3 separate regions of the Homo sapiens genome follow, and regions 1 and 3 are each linked to region 2. A link is an interaction called in ENCODE POLR2A ChIA-PET data of the cell type or tissue named here. Cell type or tissue: HepG2. All regions are shown on one strand.

Region 1 (4,000 bases), 530 kb before region 2:
GGGATAGCACGGCCTCTGCACGCTGTGGGGTGTTCATCAGCTGGACAGGCAGCTGCCACCTGGACAGAGTGAAACCCACCGCCTGAGTTCTGGAGTAATTGTCCCAAGGAGGACCTTTCCACTCTGGGTTGTCCTGGAAAGAGGCTGCTCCTCGTCTAGGAAGTGAGGTCCTGGGCAAAGACCTCAGTGGGAGGGAGGAGACATGATCTTCCTGAGTCTCAGCCCCAAGGCACCAGCCTGGATCCCTCGGTGTGCTGCCCAGAGCTCGTCAGGCACTGATGAGGATTGAGAGGAGGGCAGGGGGGAGCACCCACGTACGACAGGACACACACACACACACACACATTCCCCTCCTGAGACATTTGCATCCAGGGAACATGCAGGCAATTCCTTGTTTGTGCAACTAAAACTCCAGAGTCCCCCAAAGTGAAAACAGCAGGCGGCTCCGAAGTGAACTGCAACTACCACCTCTTCCGAGACAGAAAACGCTCAGTACTGGGAGGACAGGGTTTCCAGATTTTTCTTCCCCAAGTAGGTTCCAAAAATACCAAGGCACTGAGTTTCAGCCAGGGCACGCCTCGCACCTGGCCTGGTCCCGGGGATCAGGATGCACTCTCCGCACGGAGCCCTCTTCTTGGTGGCCTCTGCGGCCTCTGCAACGGAGCTTGTCCTGGGACAACAAAGGTCTTAATCTGGCAGCTCCTCAAATGACCAGCCCTGGGAAGGGAACATGGTCATGAAAATAATAAGAAAGAAAAAGGACTACAGCAAAACAGAAAACCTGATTTAAGACAGCAGGACTTTTGAATCCTGATACAACAGGTTATCAGAAGAACGAATAAATTAAACTTACCAATTAAAAGACACAAGAGTATGGATGGAGTTAAACGATGTTACCCGCGAGAGACACAGAATAGTTGACAATAACAGGAAGGGAAAATGCAAGCCAATTGTATGTGGACTGAAAGAAGGCTACAAAAGGATTAAAACATTAAGCCACAATGCAGCTTTCTGACAGTCAAATGATCAACATACAGAAATATATTTTCCAACCACAGGGCAAAAAAAAAATTAGAAATTAAGTCACAAAAGGGATAGTGCAAATATTGTATGTTTGGAAACCAAATAGTCTATTACCATAAATTTGGGGTTAAAGAGATAATCATAATTATTAAAAAGTAATAAAAACATTGCACATTAGAAGGACGGGGCAGAGTGAAGCAGCTGTTACTGAGAGGTGTACGGTACTAAATACATTTCTCACAAATTATGAAATTGGATGTCTACGCAGATGTTTTGCCTGTTTCTAACGGAGCTGTTTTTGTCATTAATTTTTTAGTTCCTTTTCCATTCTGGGTTCAATCTTTCATCAGTGATATGGTTTGCAAATACATCCTCCAGATCTGCGACTTATCTTCCGATTTCTTGTTAGTGTCTTTTGAAGCACACATTTGAAAAAAATTCGATGAAGTTCACCCTATCAATGTTTTATTTTACGATCTTATTTTTGATGTCATGGCTAAGGAATTGCACCTGGCCCACAGCTTCCTTGACTTTCTCCCATGTTTTCTACAAGTTTTAGTTCCCGGTTTTCATGTAACCCTCTTTGTGTTAATTCTTGTGGAGGACATGAGATAGGGTTCCAAACTTCTTTCTCATGTGGCTATCCAGATGTCCCAGCACTATTTGTGGAAAAGACTGTCTGTCCCCCGACTGAGTTCTGTTTGTTGCCTTTGTCAAAAATCAATTGACAATCTACATAAAACGTTTTTTTTTTTTCCTGGACTTTTGATCCTGTTTCATTGATCTGTGTGGCTACAGTGAAACCAATACGAGACTGTCTTTGTTACTAAATTTTGTTCTTTTAAAAAATTGTTTTATCCATACCGGGTCCTTTAAGTTATTTTTGTCATGAAGTTTTTAGCTCTTTTTTCTATTCTGGATACAATCTTTTATCAGTTATATGATTTGTCAATATTTTATCCTAATCGGTGGCTTTCCTTTCATTTTCATTTGTAAATATTAGGATCAATTTGTCAAATTTTGCACAAATGCCTGCTGGATTTTGACAGGGATTATATTGGATTTACAAATTGCCATGTTAACGTGATTGTGCCTCTGGCCCATGAACACGGGCGGCCTCCCCAGTTGCTCATGTTTTCTTTAATTCCTCTCAGCAGGATTTGGGGGTTTTAGCATTTAACTCTTATACTTCTTTGGTTACGTATATGCTTCTGTATTTTATTCTATTATTATTTAAAATTTTCTTAATTTCATTTTCAGATTGTCTATTACTAATGTATAGAAATTCAGTGGATTTTTGTGTATTGATACTACACTCTGCACCTTTGCTGGATTTTTTATTAGTTCTAACAGGAGTGTTTGTGTTTATTCTGCTTAGGGCTCTCCAAAATTCTCAAATATGTGATTTTTTTTGTCTTTGACTAGCTTTGGGAGACTCTCAGCCACCATCTCTCCAAGTAGCTTTTCTTCCACGATTTCTTCTTTCCTCTTAGGATCATAAGTGGACATTCACTAGAGTGTGTTGAAGTGTTTTAAAGGTCTTGGATGCTTGATTTAGTTCTCTCTCTTTGTCTTTTTTCTCTTTGTGTTCATTTTGGATGACTTCTACTCACCTGTCTCCCAGTTTATGGATTCTTTCCTTAGTTCTTTCCAGTGTGTTAATTAGCCTATGATAAGAATGTTGATATTGTTGGTGGGGGGGCGGTGGTGGAGAGGCTATTTCCATTTGACTTTTGTTTTTTTTGAGACAGGGCCACGCTCTGTTGCCCAGGCAGGAGTGCAGTGGTTCGATCACAGCTCACTGCAGCCTCTAACTCCTGGGCTCAAGAGATCCTCCTGCCTCAGCCTCCAAAGTAGCTGGGACTATAATCCCAGCACTTTGGGAGGCCAAGGTGGGTGGATCACCTGAGGTCAGGAGTTCAAGACCAGCCTGACCAACATGGTGAAACCCCGTCTCTACTAAAAATACAAAACATAGTTGGGCATGGTGGCACACGCCTGTAATCCCAGTACTGGGGAGTCTGAGGCAGGAGAATCACTCGAACATGGGAGGCAGAGGTTGCAGTGAGCCAAGATCACACCACTGCACTCCAGCCTGGGCAACAGTGTGGGACTCCATCTCAAAAATAAATAAATAAAAACAGTGTTCTAGTTTTTTTCAGTTTTCATTTATCTGTTGAAATTCCTCACCTGTTAATGCATATTGACTAAACATACCCATCACAGTTATTTTTATTTATTTATTTGTTTTTTTGAGATGGAGTCTAGCTCTGTCACCCAGGCTGGAGTACAGTGATGTAATCTCAGCTCACTGCAAGCTCTGCCTCCCGGGTTCGAGCGATTCTCCTGCCTCAGCCTCCCGAGTAACTGGGACCACAGGCACCTGCCACCATGCCCAGCTAATTTTTGTATTTTTAGTAGAGATGGGGTTTCACCTTGTTGGCCAGGCTGGTCTCGAACTCCTGACCTCATGATCCGCTCACCTCGGCCTCCCAGAGTGCTGGGATTGCAGGAGTGAGTCACCGCACCTGGCCTGTGAGTTATTTTAAAGTCCCTGTGCAACAGTGTCAACATTGGAGTCATCTCAAAGTTGGATTCTATTAATTGTTTTATCACATGGCCATGGTTCATTTTACCTTCCTTCCTTGCTATCTCATAAATTTTAATTGAATTTCAGACACTGTGTCCAGAGAATAATAGAGACGGAGGCAGGTAGCCTTTATGCCCCAGATGGCTTTGGATCCCCTTCTTCTGGGTATGAATGTGGGATCTGTGCCAGCCTGGGCCATGGGTGGGCCGGGTCAGGGTGAGGTGTGGCCGCCATTACCTCAGGGCGTCAGAGACTGCGAGGCCTCCTAGGCAAGCTCACCCTTACCTGGTGCTGAAGCCTGGGGCTGGGGACCAGGGAGGATTTTCTTTTTTCTTTTTTTGAGACAGAGTTTTGTTCTGTCGCCCAGGATGGAGTGCAGTGGCGTGA
Region 2 (4,000 bases):
GCACGGAGCGGGGCAAGGTGACCACCCTGTCAGAGCAGGGCAGGGGCCCTACTCAGGAGATGGAGAGAAGGCGAAGGGCTGGGGGACCCCCTCTGGCCCCAGGCATGGCCGGCCCCTTGCCTCATGGCCAGGCTGATGCCTTCCCAGCCCAGGCTGGGCGGGGGCCGAGCATGAATGTGGCCCCATGGCCAAGGGTAAGGCAGAGTCAGGGCCCCAGGTCACCCACCCCACAGCCACTCGGCCTTCTCTCAGGTCCCCAGACTGCCTCCTCACCCCCTGTCGGCCCACAGGCCTGGACCTCCCTCCTGCCTGCCCTCCTCCCTGCCCTGGCTGCCCACGCTCCTCTCCAGGGATCAAGTCCGCCCCAGCCACCCTGGCCCTGCTTCCCAGGGGGTGGGCTCCAGCCTTGGCACTTGCACACCTGAGGACCACGCACTCACTCCCTCCTGAGCCCATTCTGACAGGGAAAGTCCCGTAACAGGGTCCAAGCCTAGGACTTCCGCCCAGCCTGCCTGGCTCCCGCTCTGTGGACACCCGAGACCAGGGTCTCTTGTCTGTCCTGCCTGAGGTCCCTCTGTCTCATCTCCAAGACCCCAGAGGCCCCTGGAGGAGGTTTCTCAGGAGCAGAGAATGAGTATTAGTGGTAGCTATGAAGGGGTCCTAGGCCCGGCCGCCCAAACCCACTCCTCCCCAGGCAGATCTTCAGCCAGTGGCTAGGGCAGCAGGAGAGCCACTCTCACCAGCCCTCTGGCCACTGTGGCCTCTGCCCAGCTCTAACAGCCCACCCTGCTCCGCAGCTGTGCCCTTGCGTCCTGTCACAGGGGACCCCGGCGGGAAGGGCAGGGCCTGAGCCGGTCTGCGCTACCCATGGAGGTTGGCCTCGTTCTTCTTGCTGTGGTCCAGCCCCTCTGGAGCCCATGGGCCCACCTCCCAGGCCCCGTCCTGCGGGGACTCCCACCTTGGATGTGGACAGGACCTCCTGGCTCACTTCTAACCAATAGGATGAGGCAGAAGTGACAACATTGCTTCCAAGCTTAGGTCACAAAAGGACGTGGTTTTTGCCTGCTTTCATTTGATGATCTTGAAGGAGTCTGCCCTGCCCACAAGGGCTTGGCCGGGCAGCAAGGACTGCGCTCCATCTGTCTGTCCAGTCCCTCCCTGCGTGTCCCTGAGGTAGCTCCTGGAGGACAGTGGCTGGCACCTTGTCAGGGTCCACACCTGGTTGATGCAAGAAGGCACAGGTGAGCCCAGTCCACGCAGCTCCACACGGGTCAGAACCGGGCTGTCTGCTGGGCAGGCAGGTGCATCCACCTGTGTCCAATCACATTTGGAAAGTGGAAAGGGAAATGGTGGCCTGCAAAAGGCATTGGTGCCCCTCAGACCCCAGGGCCGAGGTCCCTGGGCAGCCCGGCCCACAGACCCATCACCCTGCACTGCCAGCCGAGGCTGCTGGCCCTGGGCTCAGTACTCTGGCCATGGCTGGGCTCATGTCGAGACCTCCCTTCCCCTGACTTCCATGCTCAGGGCTCCTTCGTGCAGGTCCAGGGATGTGGTGGAGGCCCGAGGTACAGGGACAAGGTTGCAGGCAGCGCTGGTGGGGCAAGTGCCAGGGCCCAGGCCGTTTCATGCAAAGACACCCACTGGAGAACGGAGGCCCTAGGTGCAGGCCCTGGCATGACCCTTTCCTTCACTGGAGGAGGACTCATGTTAAAAAGGACCTGCCAAGGGGACATAGACAGAGGAGCTGTAGATAAAAAGCTCCTGAGCCAACCAGGTTCCAGGCAGCCCAGGAGCCAAGGGGTGGGGGGAGCAGGATGCCCTGGGGACACACTGCCCTGTGCAGCCCGGCCTCTGTGCCTGGGCAAACAGCAAAGCCTCAGTGAGCGGGCTGCAGGCAAGGGAGGCCCCATGGCCCAGGGAGGTTTATGGCCTCCCAGCAGAGCACCCGGCCCCAGCAGCTGGCCTGGCCCCTGCACCTGTCCCTTTGTTTGCACAAATCCCGTCCCTAATAGTCTTAATCGCAAAGCTTTGATGACTGTGCCAGACCCTGCACAGGCCCCTGCGGACTGCGCTGAACAAACACGCCATTGTCTCCGGGTGCACCGCAGGCGACCAGTTAATGGTTAAACCAAGGGGAGAAGGATGGCAGCTCTGCCTGAGGCCAGGGTGGGGGAGCTGCCTGGCGTGGTGTGGGCACCAGCTCCCCCCACCCCACAAGGGCACAGTCGTCCTACACTGGGGCTCCCAGTGGGCAGAGAGAGCACACGGCTTCTCCCCTGTTTTAGAACTAGCCTCCCAGCAACCCTGGAGCCGGGAGACAAGTCCAGAGGAAGCTGCTGGAGTCCCCAGCAAGACACCTGCCCCGACCCCTCCACACCAGGCAGGCGCCCAGGCTGTGGGAGCTGCTCAGACGCTTGAGAGCCGGCCACTCTCTGTGTACTCCAGACCCACGGGCCAGGAGTGGGCATGCAGTTAGAGCCCCGTGAGCAAGCCTCACACAGCTGTGGGACGTCAGCAGCACAGCTGCCATGGGAAATGCCCTGGCCGGTCCACGCAGGCCGGTTACCCCCAGCACTACCGTGTGACCAGCAATCCCACCCCAGGTCTATCCCCAGAAGTGAAAGCAGGGACTCAGGCAGACACGTGCACACCCATGTTCCCGGCAGCATCACTCACCAGAGGCAACAGGTGGAAACGACCCCGGCATGCACCAACCACGAAAACGACGAGCCCAGGCCGGGCATGGTGTCTCACGCCTATAATCCCAGCACTTTGGGAGGCCGAGGCGGGTGGATCACGAGGTCAGGAGATCGAGACCATCCTGGCTAACACGGTGAAACCCCGTCTCTACTAAAAATACAAAAAATTAGCCAGGCGCGATGGCAGGCGCCTGTAGTCCCAGCTACTGGGGAGGCTGAGGCAGGAGAATGGCGTGAACCCGGGAGGCGGAGCTTGCAGTGAGCAGAGATCGCACCACTGCACTCTAGCCTGGGCGACAGAGTGACACTCCGTCTCAAAAAAAAAAAAAAGACGAGCCCACTGTGGTCTGCCTGTACAATGGAACATTATTGGGCCATGCGAGGAATGATGGACAGATGCAGGCTGCAGCATGGACAGGCCTCACCAACGCCACATTCGGTGGAAGAGGCCGGGCACACAACGCCGCGTGGTGATGGACTCCCTTTATATGAAATGTCCAGAATAGGCAAATCCATAGGGACAAAAATAGATGGGTGGCCGCCCAGGGAGGGGGGTGGTGGAGACGGGGAGTGACCGCTCAGTGACAGGGTTTCCGCCTGGGGGATGCACGTGCTCCAGAGCTAGACCGAGGTGAGGGTCGCACAGCACTGAGATCGTGCTGGATACGCTGGATTGTGCACTGAAAATAGCTAATTCTGGGTATGTGAACTTCACCTCCTTTTAAAAATGACAGCCCACTGAGACAGACACACAAACAGTGGGTCCCTGAGTGTGGGAAACCAAGACGGGCTGGGGCCGAGGCCAGGCCACAGACCCCAGTCGGGCGGCCTGGCTCACTCCCAGCTCTGCCTGGGGCTGGCCACGGCCTTGATCTGTGCCTTGATCTCCAGGTTTGTGGCCCTGAGCCTCCCGTGGCACCATCCCAGCTCCTGTTGAGCATGGCCCTCCCTGGGAGCCACTGTGGCCACACACACACTCCTCCGAGCACGTTTGTCCAGTCCATCCACTCTTTCTCACAATGTCCTGAAGACCTGCTAGGCAGCAGAAGCTGGCCCTGCTGGGGGAACGCAGGAGTGGGCAGGCTGCCCTGGCTCCTGCTAGCATGGAGCACACAGCCCCAGGGGCAACAGGCAAACCCCAGGAGACCCCCACCTGCAGCCTGGAGAGGGGTGCAGGCAGGGCATGCAGCAGGGGCCAGCCCCATCCCAACCTCCTCCAGCCCCTCCGGCCAACTGGCCTGCAGGCTATGCCGGGTGCCCTCATTGGCCTCTGGGCTTTTTCTGTTTTGTAACTGGTAGCC
Region 3 (4,000 bases), 230 kb before region 2:
ATTTCAACCAGGAAAGCAGGTCTTGATGGGGCAGGCAGAGGGGGTGTGGAGTGGCCCCACGGATATCGTTGCCTCGACCCTTGGCTCCTGGCGTTTGCTCAGCTAACTTTGCAGACGAGACGCTGTGTGCAGAGAGACACAGGCGATAAGGATGGGGTCGTTGGCTTCAGGGCACCCCCCAACCCGTGGCCTTCACTGGCCTCATCCCTGTGCCCCCACCGGCCCAGGCTCTGCTCCCTCCATGCCATTGTTTCACTCCTTCTGGAACCTTCTGTGCCTGTGCAATGTGGCCATGCCCTTGTTTTTCCACCATTTAAGAGCTTTCTACACCCACCGAGGAGAGGGGCAGGCATGGCTGTGTGGTGGCCCCCTGGGGCTCCCGCAGCCGCCTCGACCCCTCAGCCTCCTCTGTGGGGTGTAGAAGAGTTCTCTGCACAGGTCCTCAGCTCGGGCAGCCCTGGAAGTGCTGGGCCTTCAGGCACAGGGGAGGGTGGCTCAGGGGCCAGCAGCAGACGTTGGTGCCTGCCCCTGCAGCGGGGTGCCCCATGCTGAGACAGTGCGCAAGAGGGACACTCCGGGCCTCGGTCCGCCCTCCGTGTGGCAAATGAGGTGCTCGGCGGGGCTTCTTAACTCTTCAACCTGGCCTTCCCACGGGTCCCTCTGGACAAGGGATGGCGGGGCGCAGGGGAAGCTGATTCCCAGCCCCACCCCAGCCCGTAGCAGAGTGGTCGTAAGCGTGGGAAATGCCAGCTCCATGCCTCTGCTCCACTATGTTTAACTCAACACAAGGAGCTTCCTGGGCCTTCAATGTCCCAGGACCCACGGCCTTTAGTGATTTGTGGTCTGGGAGACAGGAAGCCGGAGCTCTGGGGCCGAGCTGCAGCCCCTCTCCCTCTGCAGCGCATCCTTGCTCTGAGGGTGGCAGAGGCAGGTCTAGGCCTTGGGGACCTGGGGCCGGGGCCCCCAAGGGGAAGGGAAGGGACCCGTGGGGAGCCCAGGGTGAAGAGTTAAGAAGCCCCGCCAAGCACCTCATTTGCCACATGGAGGGTGGACCGAGGCCCGGAGTGTCCCCCGTGTGTGCTGTCTCAGCATGGGGCACCCCGCTGCAGGGGCAGGCACCAACGTCTGCCGTTGGCCCCTGAGCCGCCCTCCCCTGTGCCTGAAGGGGCGGAGCACCTGCGCAGAGAATTCTTCTGATATCCCGCCCATGGGGAGTTGGTGATGGGACCCCCAGGAGAGGGACTGCGGGGGTGTCCCTGCGCCTTCGGGTGGTCAATGCTGGTGAAGTTCGGCACCCAACTGTGAGCAAAGGAGAGGCCCTTTCCAGGAAGCCCCAGGGGCACTCCAGGGTCGGGAAGGGGCCACAGGGGTCTGGCGAAAGCATGAGGCAAGATTTGGAAACGAGGCTCCAGGGCAGGGTCAGGGCCAGGGTCAGGGGCAGCCCTAGGATGGCTCTGCTGCCACCCAATCAGAGTCTCCTGCCCAGCTCCTGGGCTGTGGGCGGGGGTCGCACAAAGGACCATGGGCAGCCAGGTAGGAACAAGGGTCACCAGGCACTTGGCAGGGGACCGGCCTCTGGGAAATCATCCAGGCCAGGGGCCATGGAGCCGGCTTTCCCCAAGCCCCAGGGACCCAGCCTCTGCCGGGAGGGTCTGGGGGATCAGGGGGCTGAGGACCCTCCACACAGGCTGTGTGGGGCAGGGGCTCGGGCTGGCCCTGCTGAGCTTGGGTGGCTGGAGTCCTCGAGGAGGGCTCCCTGGAGGCAGGGGCGCGGAGAGAGCTGGGGCGGGCCAAGGCAGCCAGCAGCCCACGGCAGGCGGGGGGCCTGACCCGAGCAGCGGCGTTAGGGCTGGCCTGGGGCGCAGCGTGCGCACGGGAGCGCGTGTCTGCTGGACTCCAGCGAGGTGCTGTAGCCAGCTAGCCAAGACAAGCTGTCCCTGCGGGTGTCTGACCGGCGGGGCCCAGGCTGGGGGGGTGGTGGCGGCACCCCACTGGGGACACAGTGAGGCCCGGAACAGAGCCCAGAGCCTGGCTGCCGCGCTCCAACCACAATGGCCGGTGCCTCCCCAGGCTGTACCTCTGGGCCCTGCTCCCACCAGGGCCCTGCCCCCACCAGGGGCTGTGCAGGGTCTGGGAAGGGCACAGCTGTTTGCCTCCCCACATTCCAGACACAGGGTCAAGCAGTGTGGGAGGCTGTTTTTCTTTACAAATGTCATCTGAAAACAAACACTTACTGGCTCTGCCCGGCTGCCCCGACCCCTTGGAGAGTGGGGGCAGGGACCAGGCCTGGCTACCCCCGTCCAGGTGGCTGGGGACTCTTCCAGGCCAGAGTGGCCTTTGACCCTCCTTCGCTGCCCCTGCCACACCAACCAGGCCAGTGTCTTCCCTAGCCAGAAGGCTCTGGCCCCACCCCATTTGCCACCTAGAACTGGGGAAGGACGCACCTGGCCCGGCCAGCGGCCCATGAAGCCGTCTTTCTCCCACGGGCCGTCCCTGGCTCGACCCTGTGCCCAGGGCAGGGTCAGGCCCAGTGGGTCTCTCTGTGGAGGGAGGGGCTGCCTGGGGTATCTGGGGGTGGTGAGGGGGTGTCCCAGCCCCAGCCCTTCCCCAGGCCTCATGTGGGCACCACCCCTCGTTTACGGGCTCTGGGAGCGGGTGGGGCCCCTCCTCCTCCTGAGCTGTAAGGTTTTTCTTCCAGTGGGGTTTGCACAAGGGTCCACGCCCACAGCCTCAGCCCGGAACCTGAAGGCTCTGAGGCTTCCTAGGGGGTTCTGCGGCCTTGCACTGTGGGTCCTCCCAGCTCGGCAGCCCTCTGCTGAGGCAATGTCCTCTTGGAGCAAAAAACAGCCTCCGCACCATTCCTCCCAGGGTGCATCTGAGCCCAGGCCCCAGGACACTATCCCCGGGGGTCCAAGGCGGGTGGGGACCGCCCTCCCGACGAAGCTTCTTTGCGCCCTGCTCACTCTCCTCAGCCCCCAGGTGCACTGGGGGATCCTGCAGGAAGCCTGCGGGCGGGGACTGGGGGGTGTGTTTGGGGCAGCGGTGTCTAGACCCTGGCCTGCCTGAGGGCCGGGAGCTTGGACTTCAGGCCTCAGGAGTCAGGAGAGGGCCACCACGCTCCCTTCCCCTCGCCACAGTGGTCCCAGGCGGGAGGGAGCGGACACGGGCTTTGCGGCACAACCTGGTCCTTGTTCTCTGGCTGGGCTAGGGTCACCTGGAGCTGGTGCCCGTGATATCCGCCTGACGCGGAAGTGGGCACCGTTTTCTGGATGCTCCCTTACTTTCTCAGCGCTGTGTGGAGGGGGAATGCCCCGTGCTTCTCACCCTGTCTTCGCCTGTCCCCACCCCAAGCTCCACTGGGCGGGGAGGAGAGGGGCACCTCCATAGGACTCAGCTATCCCCCCAACTCCCACAGGAACCTCAGGCCCAGAGTCCCCAGGAGGGAGCAGCCGGCAACACGGTTTCCGCTGTGGAGACGGGGCGTCCTGGCTTGAGTTCACTCCTCTCCAGGTGGAGCTGCCGCCGTGAGACCAAGGCCAGGCCCCCCTCGGGCCCCAGGGCTCCGAGGCACTTCCTTGGGTTGGTGTGCTGGATGGAAGTAGGGCTGTATTTCCTAAGACCTGCGGGGCAGACCTGGCCTCTGGAGGTGAGAATTTGCTGGGCCTGTTATGGGTGAAAGAGGAAAACCAGCCTGTGGGGGGCATCTCACAGTCCCCTCTGTCCCTCAGGTAGGATGCGTGGGGCGTGGTGGAGCCACGGGGTAGGGGAACGGGGACCCCCTCAGGTGTGTGGGGGCTGGGAGGTGGGTGCAAGGCCCCCCGTCTCACCGAGAAGGGACTTGGAGAGTGAGATGGTGTCTGAGTTAGGATGGCAGGCTCAGCTGACCTCGTCCCAGAGGCACTCAGCAAGGGCCAGGGACGGCATCCCCGCCGGGCACATGGCAGTTCATCCTCAGAGACACTGTGTATGGGAGGGAGGAGAAGCCCACACCTCTCTGAGG

What was found. Peaks named below come from ENCODE experiments on the same cell type or tissue, not always from the same donor. Only the 100,000 strongest peaks of a DNase experiment are listed, where the experiment ranks them.
Region 1: POLR2A ChIA-PET joins it to region 2 with 6 read pairs; 1 of 35 experiments calls an interaction of 5 or more read pairs at or near these places.
Region 3: POLR2A ChIA-PET joins it to region 2 with 6 read pairs; 2 of 35 experiments call an interaction of 5 or more read pairs at or near these places.

What each region holds. Positions count from the first base shown.
Region 1 is chr11:1,674,413-1,678,412 of GRCh38, forward strand. No RefSeq gene overlaps it. Among named protein-coding and RNA genes, the nearest start is that of FAM99B, 9.2 kb to the right of the region's middle. In HepG2, no CTCF peak of the experiment used is centred here; a DNase peak (open chromatin) is centred at 1,739.
Region 2 is chr11:2,209,251-2,213,250 of GRCh38, forward strand. No RefSeq gene overlaps it. Among named protein-coding and RNA genes, the nearest start is that of MIR4686, 38 kb to the left of the region's middle. RefSeq lists an enhancer at 3,163-3,733. In HepG2, no CTCF peak of the experiment used is centred here; DNase peaks (open chromatin) are centred at 2,041 and 3,631; H3K4me3 peaks cover 332 bases.
Region 3 is chr11:1,981,023-1,985,022 of GRCh38, forward strand. MRPL23-AS1 (MRPL23 antisense RNA 1) reads right to left here. Exons shown (of 4, transcript NR_024471.1): 3 at 3,828-3,960; 4 at 2,187-3,663. It also overlaps a transcript of MRPL23 not described here. Among named protein-coding and RNA genes, the nearest start is that of MRPL23-AS1, 6.9 kb to the right of the region's middle. RefSeq lists enhancers at 849-1,618, 2,387-3,156. In HepG2, no CTCF peak of the experiment used is centred here; no DNase peak of the experiment used is centred here.